Linked DNA regions of Homo sapiens: region 2 is linked to region 1. Evidence: chromatin contacts called from ENCODE Hi-C or POLR2A ChIA-PET data. All regions are on one chromosome and are shown on one strand. The core of a region is the stretch at or near the end of the contact, and the rest is flanking DNA. Distances in the headings are between cores, read along the strand shown. Region 1 has its middle 17 kb from the start of PPFIBP1. Region 2 overlaps PPFIBP1 (PPFIB scaffold protein 1).

The links. Hi-C counts contacts between places; a loop is a spot of excess contacts on that map. ChIA-PET counts read pairs that join two places held with the same protein, here RNA polymerase II (POLR2A). Pooled maps may share reads with other maps.
Region 2: a pooled map shows a loop between it and region 1 (2.3-fold over the local background). The contact joins two enhancer-like sites. A Hi-C loop is called at or near these places in 3 of 168 maps with a recorded cell type or tissue (IMR-90, cardiac septum and chondrocyte) and 9 of 50 pooled maps. POLR2A ChIA-PET finds 5 or more read pairs at or near these places in 3 of 52 experiments (AG04449, OCI-LY7 and RWPE1).

The regions. Positions count from the first base shown.
Region 1 is chr12:27,503,760-27,511,640 of GRCh38, forward strand. No RefSeq gene overlaps it. Among named protein-coding and RNA genes, the nearest start is that of PPFIBP1, 17 kb to the right of the region's middle. Within about 2 kb of position 3,037, at least 3 of the 41 ENCODE cell types and tissues checked have a DNase peak (open chromatin) inside an H3K27ac peak, as active enhancers do.
Region 2 is chr12:27,547,945-27,555,825 of GRCh38, forward strand. All of the region lies in intron 1 of PPFIBP1 (PPFIB scaffold protein 1), which reads left to right. Among named protein-coding and RNA genes, the nearest start is that of PPFIBP1, 28 kb to the left of the region's middle. RefSeq lists an enhancer at 865-2,064. Within about 2 kb of position 2,812, at least 33 of the 41 ENCODE cell types and tissues checked have a DNase peak (open chromatin) inside an H3K27ac peak, as active enhancers do.

The DNA of each region.
Region 1 (7,881 bases), core at 1,787-4,286:
TCCTGACCTCAGGTGATCTGCCCTCCTCAGCCTCCCAAAGTGCTGGGATTACAGGCGTGAGCCACTGTGCCCGGCCCGGGAACTTTATTTTTAAAAATAAAAATCCAAATTGGGTAACCATGCCTTGGTACACTGTAGGAAAATGCGGTGCACATAGTTTGTATGGACTTGATAAATACCCGTTGAAGTAAATTAAACTATGTGGTTCTTATCTTTGCAGCCTCCCTATCACCTCACCTCAGTCCTATATTCAATATTTATCTGTTCAATAATTTCAATCACAGCCATTTTTCCAATGCCCCCATCTTCCCACACCCTTGAAATAATTTTCAACTCCTTTACTATCTTATTTTTGTGTTCTAGCAATCACTTGGCCATGCCAATTTCTTCTACAGATATTTTTCTTAGATCAGCCCTATTATTTGCATTTATTTAGTTAACATTTTTAATAGGTCTTACCATAGAGATGGATCACTGTTGGCCTAATCCAGCCTGTTGTTTCTACTTCCATGGATTGTCATTATGTACACAGCTGCTGAAAAGAATGGACTCCAATCATCACTTTTATCCTGATACTCTGTAGCCAGAAAACTGGGCGTATTGGTTGCTAGAAATATGCAATTTGTTTGCAAGTGGTTCTCAAGCTGTGATATTTAACAGAATTCCAAAAAGAGGCATTTAATTCTACATTTGTCTGAGCATCACCTCCAGAAGTTCTGATTCTTTAAATGTGGTATGAATCTCTGATATCCTCTATTTTAATAGATTCCCCTAACAATTCTTATAACTCAAAGTTTAAGAACACCATGCTCTATGGGCAAAAGGTACCTGGGATTACAAATTAGCTGAGATCCCATACAAGGTTAATCAAGGTTCTTTGGGAGCAGGGTGAAAGGGTGAGCGTAAAGGAATTTCCAGGACACACAGAAAGGCAAAGAGCCAAAAGCTCTGGGAGCAATGACTAACATATTCAAAAGGTCTTGTGATAGGGACTATGCTGACAGATCTTAAAAAGTCACAGTTATCTTGTTTACAGATACAAGGACTATTCAGACAAATTTATAGATAGAACTTGGTGTATGTTTTTTATAATCATCAGGTAAGTTCCCATAACTAGAAACAGTACTGGTTGATTTACCCGTAAATCCCAAAAAGAAGTAGTGAGTTCAATAAAGCTTAAAATCTTGTGATAGTCACATAACACTAAAGACAAAGTAAGTTAGAGGACTAGATTGTTTTAAAGAATAAATTAATATTTTACTAACTTCCAAGACATATTTGATTAGGATTTTGACTAAGATGGGATACTTTTCCCTGGGAGATGAATATCTTTGAAGTGGGAATGGTAATATTTTCACATCAATTTGTTTTCAATTCATCAGCATCTCAAGCTGGGAAGCTGGAAGTCACAGTACTCTATTGAGAGAGGGAAACATTTAGTAACATATGGAAATATTAAGAGGGTATGAATGTCTACGTGTGGTAACTCAGCTAACTGCTTTTGGTTGGTCAGGTCGGGTTTTATTTCAGATATTTTAATGCCATATTCAATTGAGCCAACTGCTGTACTCTAAACCATTTGCTAAAAATGTCTGAATCACTGCATAAATATGTTTTTGGTTTTGGACTAAGAGGAAAGAACATGAGTTTCACAAAATCTCCATTTGTCATGTTTTTAGGTGAAGACAGCTATGCTGTAGTGAAAGGAGCTTTGAACTTGGATTTAAAGTTGGGTTCAAGACATGATCCACTGTCAACTGTGTTTGGATGGGGTCAGCTAATCTCTCTCCCTGGAGGGGGATCCAAACAACCATTCCCCATCTGCTGAGAGTTCATAGCAAGACCCTACTTTGGACTTGGCCTTAGTCAAAGACAGTTGTCTAACCTAAGCTTCCTCTCCTTCCCTAAGGGTGGTCTGCATCCAATGCCTAACCCAGGGTACCTTTTTAGAGGGCCATCCTAGCCGCAGAGCTCCTGGTGGGGTCAGCTGAGGCCTCTAGTGCAATTGTATCACATTTCATCTCCATCTGCCCCATTCTGCTTCTACCATCCCCTCCACATTTGTCCACCCTGTGAGTGTCCCCCAGTAAACCTGTGTGCAAGTCTTTGTCTCAGAGTCCTTTTCCCAGAGAACATTACCTAAGACACTTGTGGAAATAAAGAACAGTCAAATGAGAACAAGCAGAGGCTATTTATTCAGAGCTTGCAATAACAAAGGAGTCCATCAGTTGCATTTTGGCAGAGACTCAAAGGCAGGCAGAGGAGTGGGAAAGCTTTAGAGTGGGAAAAAGGCAAGGTTGGATAAGCCCTGATTGGGACATCCCAGGTGATTGATTAGGGGGTGCATATTTGACTTTCTCTAGTTGATCCTATGTTGGAAGCAGGGACAAAAATTAGGGGAGCTGCCAGTTATTTCTCACGATTTTGTTTACTCATATATAAATTGAGAAAAATAATACCTGCCTCATGAGATTGCTGGATTAAAGAGCCTGATGTTTAATAGGTTTTGAGTATTATTATTATTACCATGAATAATATTTTTAAACGTGTGAGATTGCCTTAATTAAGAACTTTGGGTTTGACCTAATAGTGAAGAAATGAATTTGAACACACTTCCTGATATATCTTAAAGTAAAAATAAGTGAACAACAAGCCATGAAGTCTTGCTTGACTCCTTCCTTTTTCATATTCCACTCTCAGTCTGTCAGGAAATCTTGTTGCTTAAAACACATGCAGAATTCAACTGCTACTCACCACCTCCCTGATAGCAACCACCTTTGCATGTCACCATTGTTGCAAAAACCAACCAACTTGCTCTCGTTCTCCTGATTCCACCCTTGCCCACATACAATTCAGCAGTCAGAGTGACACTCTTTTATAATGCAGGTCAAATCATGTCACCTTTCTGCTCCAAACCCCTTCAGTGGTTTTCCATTTCTTTCAAAGTAAATGCCAAAGTCCTTTCAACTACTTGTATTTGGCCACTGCCTTCTGTTGGCTCAAGCCTCATCCTATTCTACTTGTCCTCTCGATCACGCTTCTCAAGTTCCACTGTTCATCTTGGTGTTCCTGGAACACATCAGGCACACTCTGGTCACCAGGGCTTTGCCTGGGCCAGCCCCTCTGCCTGGAAGTCTCTTCTCCATGGCTTACTCCCACAGTACTTTCAAATCTTGGCTCAAAGGTTATCTTCTTGGCTGTAATAAAAAAGACAGATAATACTAAGTGTTGGTGAGGATGTGTAGAAATTAGAATCCTATTATATTGCTGGTGGGAATGTAAATAATACAGCCACTGTGGAAAACACTTACTCAAAAAATTAAACATAGAGTTACCATATACCTTCAGCAATTCCATGCCTAGGTATATATCCAAAAGAATTGAAAATATATATCCACATAAAAACTTGTATGTGAATGTTCATAGCAGCAGCATTCATAATAGTCAAAAAGTACAAACCAAATATCCATCAACTGATGAATAGATAAACAAAATGTGGTGTACTGATACAATAGAGTTATTATTCAACCACAAAACAGAATGAGGTATTGATACATGCTACAACCTGGGTGACCTTGGAAAACATTATGTAAAGTGAAAGAAACCAGACACAAAATTCTACAGATTGAGTGATTCCATTTATATAAAGTGTCTGGAATATGCAAATCCACAGAGACAAGGCAGAAGAATGGCTGTCAGAGGTCGGGAAGAGTGACTACAAATTGGTTTGGAGTGTCTTTTTGGAATGATGAACATATTCTGAAATTTCATGCTGTTGATGGTTGTACAACATTGTGACTACACTAAAAACCACAGAATTGTACACTTTAAAATAGTGAATTTTAAAATGCCGTCTTCTTAATGAGGCTCGTATAACCATCATGTTTAAAATTGCATTCCTCCCATCCCCATCCCACCTCTCCCAAACCTGCCCTGTTCTATTTTTTGTCATGACTTCTACCATAATATATAATTTACTTATTAGGTTTATTGTTTATCTGTCTCTTTCCATGAAAATGTAAGCTCCACAAAAGCATAGACTAAACTAGGACTATATAGACATCACATTATATACAAAATATCCGAAAACATGTCTGAATGCTAAAAGGCTAAAGAGGAAAAGGAATAAGTTGTACCCAGGATGAGGGGGTCAAGGTTTAAAAGGGGTAGGTAACCAGGAGGGAGGAAATGGGCTAGATATACACATAACAATAATATGTAATAACTAACAACAGTCATGTTGTTTTAAAAACATTAGTATGTTTCATGCACTGTGTTAAGTACTTCATGCACATTTTATGATTTAATCCTCACAATTATTTTATAAGCCAGGTATTATCATTATCCCCATTTTTATACATGAGAGAATTGAGGCACAGAGGATAGTAACTTGTTTAGAGTCCCACTGTAAAAGGTAGCATCAGGATTTGAATCTAGATTTATCTGGCTGCAATATCTGTGTCCTTTTCAAGTGACATGCAGCCTCCCCAAATTGGATTGTACGTTCTATGAAAGCAGGAACAATGCCATGTTAAGCCCTGCATATTTAGCATATAGCACACTACTTAGAAGATAGTAAATGTTCACAAAATATTTGTGAATGACCAGCTGGGAATGAAGGCAGGTGCATGTAGTCCTAGCTACTCAGAAGGCTGAGGTGAGAGGCTCGTTTAAGCCTAGGAGTTCGAGGCTGCAGTGAGCTATGATTGTGCCACTGCACTCCAGACTCAGTGACAGAGTGAGATCCTGTCTCTAAAACAAGCAAGCAAACAAAAATTATTAATGAATCAATGAACTAACATTTATTCAATATCAAGTGCAGCTTTCACCAGTGCTACAGGTTTTGGAAACCACCTGCAACCCTGGCCATCTCTGGCATCATCTCTGCCACTGACCACTGTTCCCAGAAGCAATATAGATGCAAAGGTCATTGACATAGTCAAGGAACGGCCAATGGCCTCACTCTCCACCCAGCTTGGATGTGAGCTACTTCAGGGGCTACAACGTTTTCTGCTTTCTCCACTTCATCCCCAAACTGAATCTTCTCTTCAAGCCTAAAGTCCAGTTACTTTTTCTAGTACTGAAGGCCTCTCCATTCCAGAGCATTATGTTGGCTTCCTTTCCCACCTTCTGGGTAGGAGCTCACACTGCCTGTCCCAATAGCTTCTGGCTGGTGAGACTGCCATATGCTCAAAAATCAGATTTTGTCTCATGACTTTTTCCCTTTGGAAGGGCTTTTGCTGCATGTGTTGATAAACAAGCAAAGCAAGTGGTTGCAGTAACTTCTATAAAAGTAGAGGTTTAACAGTTGAGATGCTTTTATCTGTAACAGGATACCTAAATTATATTGGATTAAAGAATAAGGACACTTATTATCTCATGTGGCAAAATATCCACAGCGAGGGTGGTTCCAGGGTTGGTTAGTTGAGCAGCTCAATGGTGTCATTGCTCTGAGTCACCATTTCTTCCATTCTCTTGGCTCTCCCGTCATAGTCCCAAGGTGGCTGCCGTGGCTCCAAACATTTTTATGCAACAGAAGGAAAGAGTGGGAGAAAATCTTTTCCCAGAAGCTCCAGGCTGACTTCCTCCTGGGAACCACCTGATCAGACTAGATTACAGGCCCCAACAAACGAATAACCAGGACTGATCTGCCTCTTTTCCCCCTCCACTGCACCTGTGAGCTGAAGCACAACAAATGCTCATGCTGCTCAGTTGCCACCAAATAACTCGTTCTTCTAGAGAAATCAAGTACACACAAAAAGTGAACAGTCTTCTCTGGATGGTAGGATTGTAAGTGACTTTTCTTCTTCAGAAAAATTTATGCAGTGAATGTTTTAACTTTATTTATTTATTTTGAGACAGGGTCTCACTCTGTTGCCCAGGCTGGAGTGCAGTGGCATGATCATGTCTCATCGCAACCTTGACTTCCCAGGCTCAAGTGATCCCTCCCAACTCAGCCTCCCAGGCTCAAGCGATCCCTCCCACCTCAGCCTCCTGTGTAGCTGGGACCTCAGGCACATATCACCATGCTTGGCACATTGTTAACATTTGTTTTAGAGATTAGGTCTCACTATGTTGCCCAGACTGGTCTCGAACTCCTGGGCTTTAGTGGTCCACCTGCGTTGGCCTCCCAAAGTGCTAGAATTACAAACATGAGCCATCATGTCAGGCTTAACTTTTTAAAAGCCTTTGTATTAAAAAGTATTCTTACAATTAACAGAAAATTTGCAAGACTAGAATGAGAAATTCCCATATACACTTTATGTAGATTCACCAATATTTAACATTTACCACATTTGCTAAATTAATTTCCCTGTCTCTATAATTTTTCCTGAGTCATTTGAAAGTCTGCATATATCATTCTCTCTCTCTCTCTCTTTCTCTTTTTTTAAAGACAGGGTCTCACTCTGTCACCCAGGCTGGAGTGCAGTGGTGCAATCATGGCTTACTGCAGCTTCTACCTCCTGGGCTCAAGCAATCCTCTTGCCTCAGCCTCCTGAGTAGCTAGGACTACAGGTCACCACACTGGGCTAATTTTCTTTTCTTTTCTATTATTTTTCTGTTTTTTTCTTTTCTATTTTCTATTTTTTCTATTTTTTATTTTTCTATACAGGGTCTTGCTATGTTGCCATTCTCTTTTCTTTATAATACTTGGAAGTGTATATCCTAAGAACAAAAAATACTCTCTTACAGATCAATGATATGGCTGTAAAATTTAGGAAATTTAACATTGATACATTACTTTAGTCTACCACCTACATTCTAATTTTGTCAATTGTTCCAATGCTGTCTTTATAGAAATTCTTTCCCATGTAGGATCTAGTTTAGGATCTTGTATTAGGAATCTTGTCAAGTCTTTGTAATGTCCTTTTATCTGGATGACTTTCTCAACCTTTCTTTGTCTTTCATGCCCTTGACATGTTCTAACAGTAGGGCCAATTATTTTCCAGAATGTCTATCAGTTTGGGTTTGTTTGATGCTTATTCAGGATTAGATTCAGATTATGCATTTTTGGCCAGAATGTTACCTAAGTGGTGTTGAGTTCTTTTCAGGATATCATCTCCGGAAGTATACAAAGTCCATCTGCCCCTCATTGGTGATGTTAATTTTGATCACCTGGTCAAGGTATTGTCTGGTTTCCCCACTGATGTACAATGTTTTAATCATAAGGGAAAATTATTTTAAAGTAATGTATTATAAAATATCACATTACAATAACTGGGAACTGAATTTAAATGAAAAATTGTATGTCATGCTCTCCTGTTTGTACAAAGAACACTTACTACACCCCACTGGTCGCACCAAACTTGAGAGATAAATAGGATTTGAAAGCATCATGTTGCAGAAAAGAAACTAAGGTTTGGAGAGGTAAAGTCAGTTGCCCAACGTTTGTGCCAGAGCCAGGACTAGGACCAGAATATTCTCTCCCTGATCTGCCACCCTTCGCCCTCCACTCAAAAGCCACAGCGTAACAAATGCTTCTCCCTGCTCAGCTGTCACCCAAGAACTCTTCAAAAGAAATTCCTTCCTTCCCTTCCTTGTCACTTAATATAATTGTACGATTCCAAGTCTTCAGTTCCAGACTCCAGATCTGTTCACATTAAAATGCAATCCAGGTCCAAACTAGAAGTGAGTTTCCTGTTTTATCATTTAAATGAGTTACCTTAAGCCTTGGTTATCTCAGCAAACTTTCTTCTCACTGCTGACTGGTCATACTTGGAGCCAGCCAAAAATGAGATAAAGAGGCTAGGATACAGTATGCTGGATTCATTCCACAGAGGTGTCTTTGTATGCTTGTGAGTAGAAGAGTAATGATGTTTTTTTTTCCTGGCTGGAAACAGAATCAACTGTGCTATTTTGAAATCTACCAAAGGCAGACAG
Region 2 (7,881 bases), core at 1,562-4,061, 44 kb after region 1:
TGAGAAAGAAACAAGTGGGTAGCGCCAAATGCCCGGCATATGGCAAGTCCCTTTATATGGAAAGTTAGAAAGTCTGGATCCCTTAGCAAAACTGAGGGAAGAGATTATAACTGCTTTGTGAACTATTAAATAAACAGATCTCCAGCCTCTTGGAAGTTTATGAGATCCTTGGATAATATGTACACCTGATTACGGTGTAACAGGGCTTAGCCTCTATATTTGTGAAATGACTGACCCATAATTGAATAATTTTCCCCAAGCATGAATTACTGCACGTTCAGAATATTCATCCTATGTGTATATAAATGCAGTTGAATGGGTCGCCGTAACAAAAGGCAAGCAAGTGAGTGAGGCACACAAACTCAGACTTAGAACCTTCCAGGGGGCCCTGGGGATGGAAGGCAAATATAGGAGGTTATAGCTTTGGTTCCTGAATCACCTTATGTGATATTTTAGTCATAGTCGAGGATAATGATTTAGGAGTTAAATTGCCAAAGGATAAGTCAATATGCTTTGGCGGGGGTAGGGAAGAATCAATTTTCTGGCATTTCCGAAAGCCAGTTGCACTGAACAAATGTCTAAAACTGGCATGGTTTGTTGTATAAGTGGGATGAGTAGACAAAGCCAAAGTTATACCTAATCTCTTTCCCAACTGCAGATTAAGTCATATCTGTAAAAGGCAACATGGTTTTTCTTCTGCATTTTCTGCCTTCTAGTAAGTGAAGGAGGCAATGGGTTGTGCTCCTCCATCATCTGAGTAGTTTGAGTGTATTTTGGGGACTGGAGGTGGGGAAGCCTGATGACTTCGTCGTGGCATAGAGCAAAGGTGATCGGGGGTGTGTGTTCAGACCATGGACTTCGCTTCCCAGTGAGCCCCCTGGACTCTGTGTATTCTTTGCCTTTATCTGCATTGCCACCTGGAAGCTCCGTAATGTCAAGTCCTGGAAGATATTACTAACCTGTTTCCATTATGGGTGTAGTAGAAATATAAGTAGGTCACTGTTCCTAATTCAGAAACTGAAGAGAGTCAAGCTGCCATGGTGACAGGTTCTGTATAAAAACACCCACCTCTGAACCTCTTGGAGAGATGTGATGATTTGGTCATTGGATGTGAAGGGGATAATCTGCCAGCTGGTTTATTGCATTGGCTAGAAATAGGAGATGCAGAAACTAAAAAGCTCTCAAGAAGTCATCAGATGAGAAGGAAATTAATGTAGCATAGTGATTCTGCTGTAGAGGAAAGGCTAAAGGTGAGACTCTTGAATATGTGCACCATTTCTTCTGCAGCTCTTGACTTGGATGATCCTTCTCAGTGTGATCCCACGAGTGTTTGGTGATGATCTGATAGTAGAAAGGGCAGAGCGATTTAACTTTGTGCACATCTTCCTCTGACTTCTCCATCTTTCTAACATGCCTGTACGTGTGCCTTTATCATTGGCATTCTGGAGTTAGGGACATGACCTTTTCTACAGTCCGGATGAGGAATCTCCAACTATGACTTTTCATTGTGACTCACGTCTGCAAAGAATGAATAAAGAAGAATTTGTTGGCCAGGAAGTGTGTACTATGCAGAGAGAAATAATTGTTGTTGGGAAAGAAACTTTTGAAGAACCAGAATTAAAAAAAAAAAAAAAAGAAGAATGAAGGAAGTCTATCAAGAAAAGGAAGAACCAGAAGTGATCTGCAGGGTGTTGCCTGGAGATATGGGAAATAAATCAAGAACAGAGAAATGGGAAAAGATAAAATAAAAAACATTGCCGGTTAGGACCAGCTGGGGTCCTAGGAAAGTGGCAGTTCCAGCGGGGCTTGGAAAGCTACTGAACCACTCACTTATGCACACACAACTGCCCCGCCCTCTCCCCTTCTTTGGCCCCCATTCACCTGGTGTAGGAGGGTCTGACACCCTCACCAGGGAGAGTGCTATTTGGCTGTTTTGAAGGCGAGACCTTGAAGCGTGGGAGAGCTTCGCCTCTTTCGTAAGCTGATGTTGCGTAACCTCCCGGAGAGTCAGGACCTAGTGGTTAAGGACACAGGCTTTGAAGCCAGGCAGATAGGGTGTGACTTAAATGCTGGACCTCAGAAAAATGGCTTATTGTGAAGGGTTTAATGGAGCATAATGAAGTAAGTGCTCAAAACTGTTGTTAATATATGCCAAGAGTTATAACTAAATTTGTAAAAAGCACCTTCTTATACTCTCAGGCAAACTTTGAACCCGAGCTCGGCTTCAACAGGGAGCTGGACTCTATCAGTGGCCCCATGGGGGAGCTGGGCAGTAATCCAAGGCTCCGGGTGGGGTGTTTGAAGCAGCTGCAGATCCTCGTGAAGGGCTCTGGGTGCCCATACATTGTCCCTATGGAGTTTCTGTACTTAAAGCCCCTGATTTTTTTTGTAAGCTGCTCCAGCTGGGATGTCTGCACACTCACACATGTTAACCTAGAATGGATTCAGGAACTATTTTAACATTTACATGGATAATGGGTTGCTTTGTTAAGTCATATGTAAATTTTTATTTAGCTCCTAACCATCTCCTGTACACAAGACACTGGACTCACAGGAGTGCAAAATGCAATGGTGTTAGGGGTTTGTATGGATATGTTATTCGTGCTTTATGACAACTCAGAGAGAGGTAGGTAATATTACCAGTTTTACAGAGATTAAATAACTTGCCCGAGATCAAACAGAGATTATACCTTACTACATGGACTCTGTGCCACCGCGAATTGTAAGACACATTCCAATATTGGAGATGTTAAATTAACCTTTAAAATTAACGAAATGTGGTAAGTCACAGAGCCTCGATTCTACCCCATACTTGGCTGATTTCAAAGTTTGTGGTTTTTTCCCTCATCACATGTAAGGGCTTGCAATCCTGTCTTAACTGGTGAACATAAAACAAACACAAATAAGAGGACAATTAACATTTGTAAGACTTGAAAGGGTGGCATTAATAATAATAATAATGGTTGGTGTTTATCACTCACTTACTCTGTGGCAGTGCTTTCATGTGCTTTGTTTGGGGGTGGGCACTAATTTTATATATATATATATTTTTTTTTTTTTAACAAACGTGAAAACTGAGATAGGTACTCTTATTCCCATCTTCTAAAGAGAAAACTGAAACAAAGATTAGTTATGTGACCTTGGGAGATCTTCTCCAAGATCACATAGCTTGTAGTAAAAGTCAATCTGCACCATGGTAGTTAAGAGTTCAAGTTTACTTATAACCACGACAGACCTGGTTTGAGTTCCAGAAGAGTGTGATCTGATAGACAGGTGCTCAGTGCTCCAGGAGCACCTAACCCAGCCTTGTGGGGGTCTGCAGGCACTCCCAAAGTGGACGGCACCTAAACTGAGAAGGCAGTGTCCATCTCTCTATCGCAGGCCACCGTGCTGCTAAAAATAATCATGGTTGCCCTATGTTACTGACCTCCACTAGTACTACGAAGGTCTAAACCTGGCATTAGCTAGTAGGAACTGGCTTTATTTATAGTTTACATCCTTTCCACTTCCCAAGAGCAACAGAGGAGGTTTAAAAGGAACATTGTAAATTAGACAGTTGCTGAGAACCAGAATGATGGCTACATAAAAGGTCTTGGAAATCCAAAAAAATAGAAAAAAAATTATTTGATGTTCCATTGTGTAATGTAAGTCTCTGGAGATGAACAGCTGGGTATTCTTCCTACAACTTTTAGGCTACGGCGTGTAGTCTCCGGTGCCAAGAGAGCTCACACACTGGCCAGCCAAAGTCTCTGTAACAACTCAATCACTTGGCTTTTCATGTTCGTCTTAATTCTTTTTACAGAATTAATGATTTTTATTTTGAGTTAACATATTGCTAAAGGATGTGAAGATTGTGTGTCAAGCTGGCATCTTGAAATAAAACAGTATGTTTACAAATGGATAGATATCCTGTCATTAAAAATAAATTTTGACAGACTGTGGTTCATAAGGAGACCCATATTAGAAGACACCGAAAGAGCCTTCAGAACATCAAATCATAATTGCTGAGTAGCAGACTGCGTTCCAGGTCCGTGTCTGCCCCTTCAAGAACATCTGACCCCTAGTTTCCTCATCTTTAAAACAAGGGGGATGGGTTAGATATTCCCAGATTTCTTGAGCTCTAAAATTTGTTTGACTCAAACATTTCTAATGAATTCTCACACAGCGTTTGTTCTGACTAATTCATCAGGGTGCCTGCCTAACAGTAAATGTTGAATTTGTTTATCTCCGAGTTCTGTTGTCAATGAATTGAAATGGGTGTTATATTTTAAATTCTGATTGTCCACTGATTGCATGTCAAAGAGAATGTATTGCGGGCATTTCTCCTGCATGTCTTTGGAATAGAGAAATTTATTGTTAATGAAGAGAATTGAACCGCTATCAGGTTAGGGGTCAAGAAACCTTTTGGCTGCAGTAATCCCAGACAGTCGACTCCAGAGCCACCGGCCAGCCAAGTTGTCTTGAACTGCAGTCAGGAACGCTGACACTGGATCAAAAGGCAACTGTTTTGGTTAGTTTGAGAGAGGTTCTGCTGCAATGGAACTTTGAGGGTGGGACTAAGGAGAAGGCAGGGCTGAGGATGGGAGAGAAAAATTGTACTCACTGTTATGTACCAGAGGTGGAATTCTAGTTGTGATTCCAAATCGATGTTTCTCAGGGAGAAAAAGCTCTTCTCTTTTTCTCTGGTTCAAGACCATCTGACAACTCGGAACATAACTCATTTGATAACTCTGAACTTAAGTTAAAGAAAACATTATTCAATGATACTTGTTAAAGCATGGAACAAAGGATCATTGCTACAGGGCTTTGCAGTGGGGGAGAGAGATTGCGTTCGATTCTGAATATTGCATGGACAAGTGGGCATTTATAGCCAAGGAGCAGGGTGGGAGTCAGTGGATGGAAAAATACTAAGAGGAATGTTGGGGTAAGGGGGATTCTGGCTAAATTAACCTAACAGGATTCTTGCTGAAGATAGGCCAGGGTGATCGGACACCTGGGGGATGGTGGAGGATGAGGAGACTGATCAGATACCGAGAGTGGGAGGTTCTTGCTAAACTGACTTAGCAGGGTTCTTTGCTAAACTTGGATTTTACAAGGAAGTGCACGCAGAGGCCTAGGAGAAGATTTATGAGCCTGACTAAAGTTTGGCCAGAAAAAGAATCTTTGCTACATAACTCATTTGATAACTGAACTTAACTCATTGCCAGATGACCCCATATACTGCCCAGGCTGGGGATAGAGGGTGACTGAAAATAAAGACGAACTCAAGCTTACGATGACATGAAGAGAGTGAAACTACAAGTCTGATCTCTCCCCAGGCCCTCAACAATGCCACCACTGTCACCACTCAGTCCAGCTGGGCCGGGGATGGTGCTCACCCACACTCTGGATGAATGCTGTTTTGTGCTCTGCTGTGTTGGTTCTTCTGCAGCCCTTTCTGTCTTACCGATAGGTTGCCCCTGCCCCGCAGGAGCCAAGAGTGCCCAGTGAAGCTTTCTCTGTGGATGGGACTGATACACACCATGACATGTGTTGGGAAAGTCCCTGGTGCTGGATGAGTTCTCCTTCAATAGCTTTGAAGTTATGTGGCTGACCCTGTAGGAGTAATTGGTTTCTTATGAATGATGACCTATGAATTAAATAGGAAGCAATTCTTGTCTACAAAGTTTATCTCCAGTGATAAGGAAAAGACCCCCAAGGAAGCTCATCGATATTCGGGGACTCAGCATTCACAACTGCAGGGGGCACCATTCATACCATTCATGTGGCCCTAATTCAATGCTCTTGTAATTCTTCATACTTAGAACATTTTTGGGTGATCCTCTATTAGAACAGGCAGATGGAGTTAAGCTGGCTGCAGCCAACGATCAAATGGTTCCTTAAGTATTCCTACTTTTCTTCCCTCCTCTTTATCTTCCAATTGAGTAAATAGATGCTTTCTGAATTATACGTGTTACTTAAAAAACTGATTAAAGAAGCAGTTTATAAGCAACTCTTGCTAAGTGCCTTGGGTAAACCTGCTGTCTCACAGAATTGAGCAGGGCAGAAAAAGGCATCTTTTGGAATGCCAGTGTTTCATCTAAGTTTAATTTGATACCAAGGGCTGCTTGACAGCACCCATCTGGTTAACACTGAGTGCTTAGATGTATATTACGGTAAATGGCTTAAAACTGGCAACTTCTAGACATTAGCTCACAATCCCGTTAAGATTCCTGTTAAGCCCTGGGGATAATGCACAGCCTGGTGTAATCAAGAAAACTGTAGCAGTTACACTCATCCCAACATCCCAATTATTCCTAACTTAAATGTTGCCATCCGCCAGATTTCTCAGCCTAGTGAAGCTGTTCCCTCCATTTAAAACAATTGCTTTCTGAAAATTTGTGTTTCTTTGGTAAAAAGATATACACTAGGAGGAAATGATTTGGAATTTAGAAGTGCTCACTACAGGGTTCTTATTCAGTATTTTTATCAGTGATTGGGAGTTGCGGTTGAAACCAGGCTGGGAGAGACAGCTGATGACAGTCAGAATCCAGAAAATAATCCGTACAAACGATGACAATGGTAAAGTGAAGTTGATAATGCTTTAAATAACAAAGCTGTATGTCACGCTGTGAATATACTTGAAAAAAAATCAACTGAAAACTGACATGACTTGGTTTGGTAAAAACTCCCTGGAGGTTTGTAGTTCAGCAGAAGCCAAATCTGTGATATTGCTGTGAATGGAAAGTTCATCTAACCGTGTTTAGCAAATTTAATGCAAGTTAGTGTCCAGTTTCTGGAGATAATGGTTCCTTTGTGCACGTTGTCGGAGATCCTACATCTGGAGTCTTGTGCTTGACTCCATACACTTTAAGAGGAATGTTGCCAAATTGGAATGTTCCCAGTGTTGGGGTGTGGAGATCGTGCTGACACCAGAGGTCTGGAAATTGTGTCCCCTTCGGAGTGGTTTGAAGAACTGGGGCTGTGATGTCCTAGGAAGTTAAGGGAGACAGGGCTGCTATTATAAAACATTTGCCTGCTTGCCAAGCAGAAGAAGGAATAGGCTTGTATTTTTTGATCCCTGAGGACGGACCTCAAATGGCAACAGAGGCTGGGGTGGGGCGTGCATTCTTGTTCGTTCATGGAAGGCAGGCCCTTCCAGTAAGCAAACGAGCCAAGCTGTTGACAGGAGGTGGCAAGATTTATGGAGATGCCTCAGAAAATATTCGGGCTTTCAGCCTAGATGTTGGCTCAGGTCCCCTTCGACAATAAGGTTCTATGGTTTTGTAAAATAGCTAGCACCCCTGGTTCTTTTCAAAAATTATTTTCTTCAGAGAGATAGAATGGTGGAAGAAAGGCACTCTTTGCTGTGGCATAGATCATAGAAAGCACAATAACTGCTTGTTTCTCATGAGAGCTGAAAATGCTCTGGAGATTTCTCTAAATGTGGCTTTTCTTGTTCTTTATTTTCTGCAGATCCTGTCAGGACTATAGATTCCTTATTCCTTTATTTGATTTGGTGTTTCACTCGAGCGGGCTAAATAACAGTGATTATTATATGCAAAAAAGGTTGCTACAGTTATTTTTCCCCCTGATATGAAAGCTAAGCCTTGTTTTCCTCTTCTTGGCAGAAATTGTGCTTTTCTTTGGAGGAAATCATAAATCATGATTGAAAGCAAAAGCTGTTTTGACCCAACTCTTCCCCTTTTCTCTATGGAGAAACAATCACTTGGCGATGATATAGCACGTACGAGACAGATGATCAGAATTAAATTCTTTTATCTGTTAACAAGCTCATCTTTTCATTGACTCAAATCCTTTTAAGAAATATTATTTTGGGGGAAAAAGCCCCCATTTTGTGTTAATTTTTCTGATCCTTTGACAAATATGTTTATTATTCTT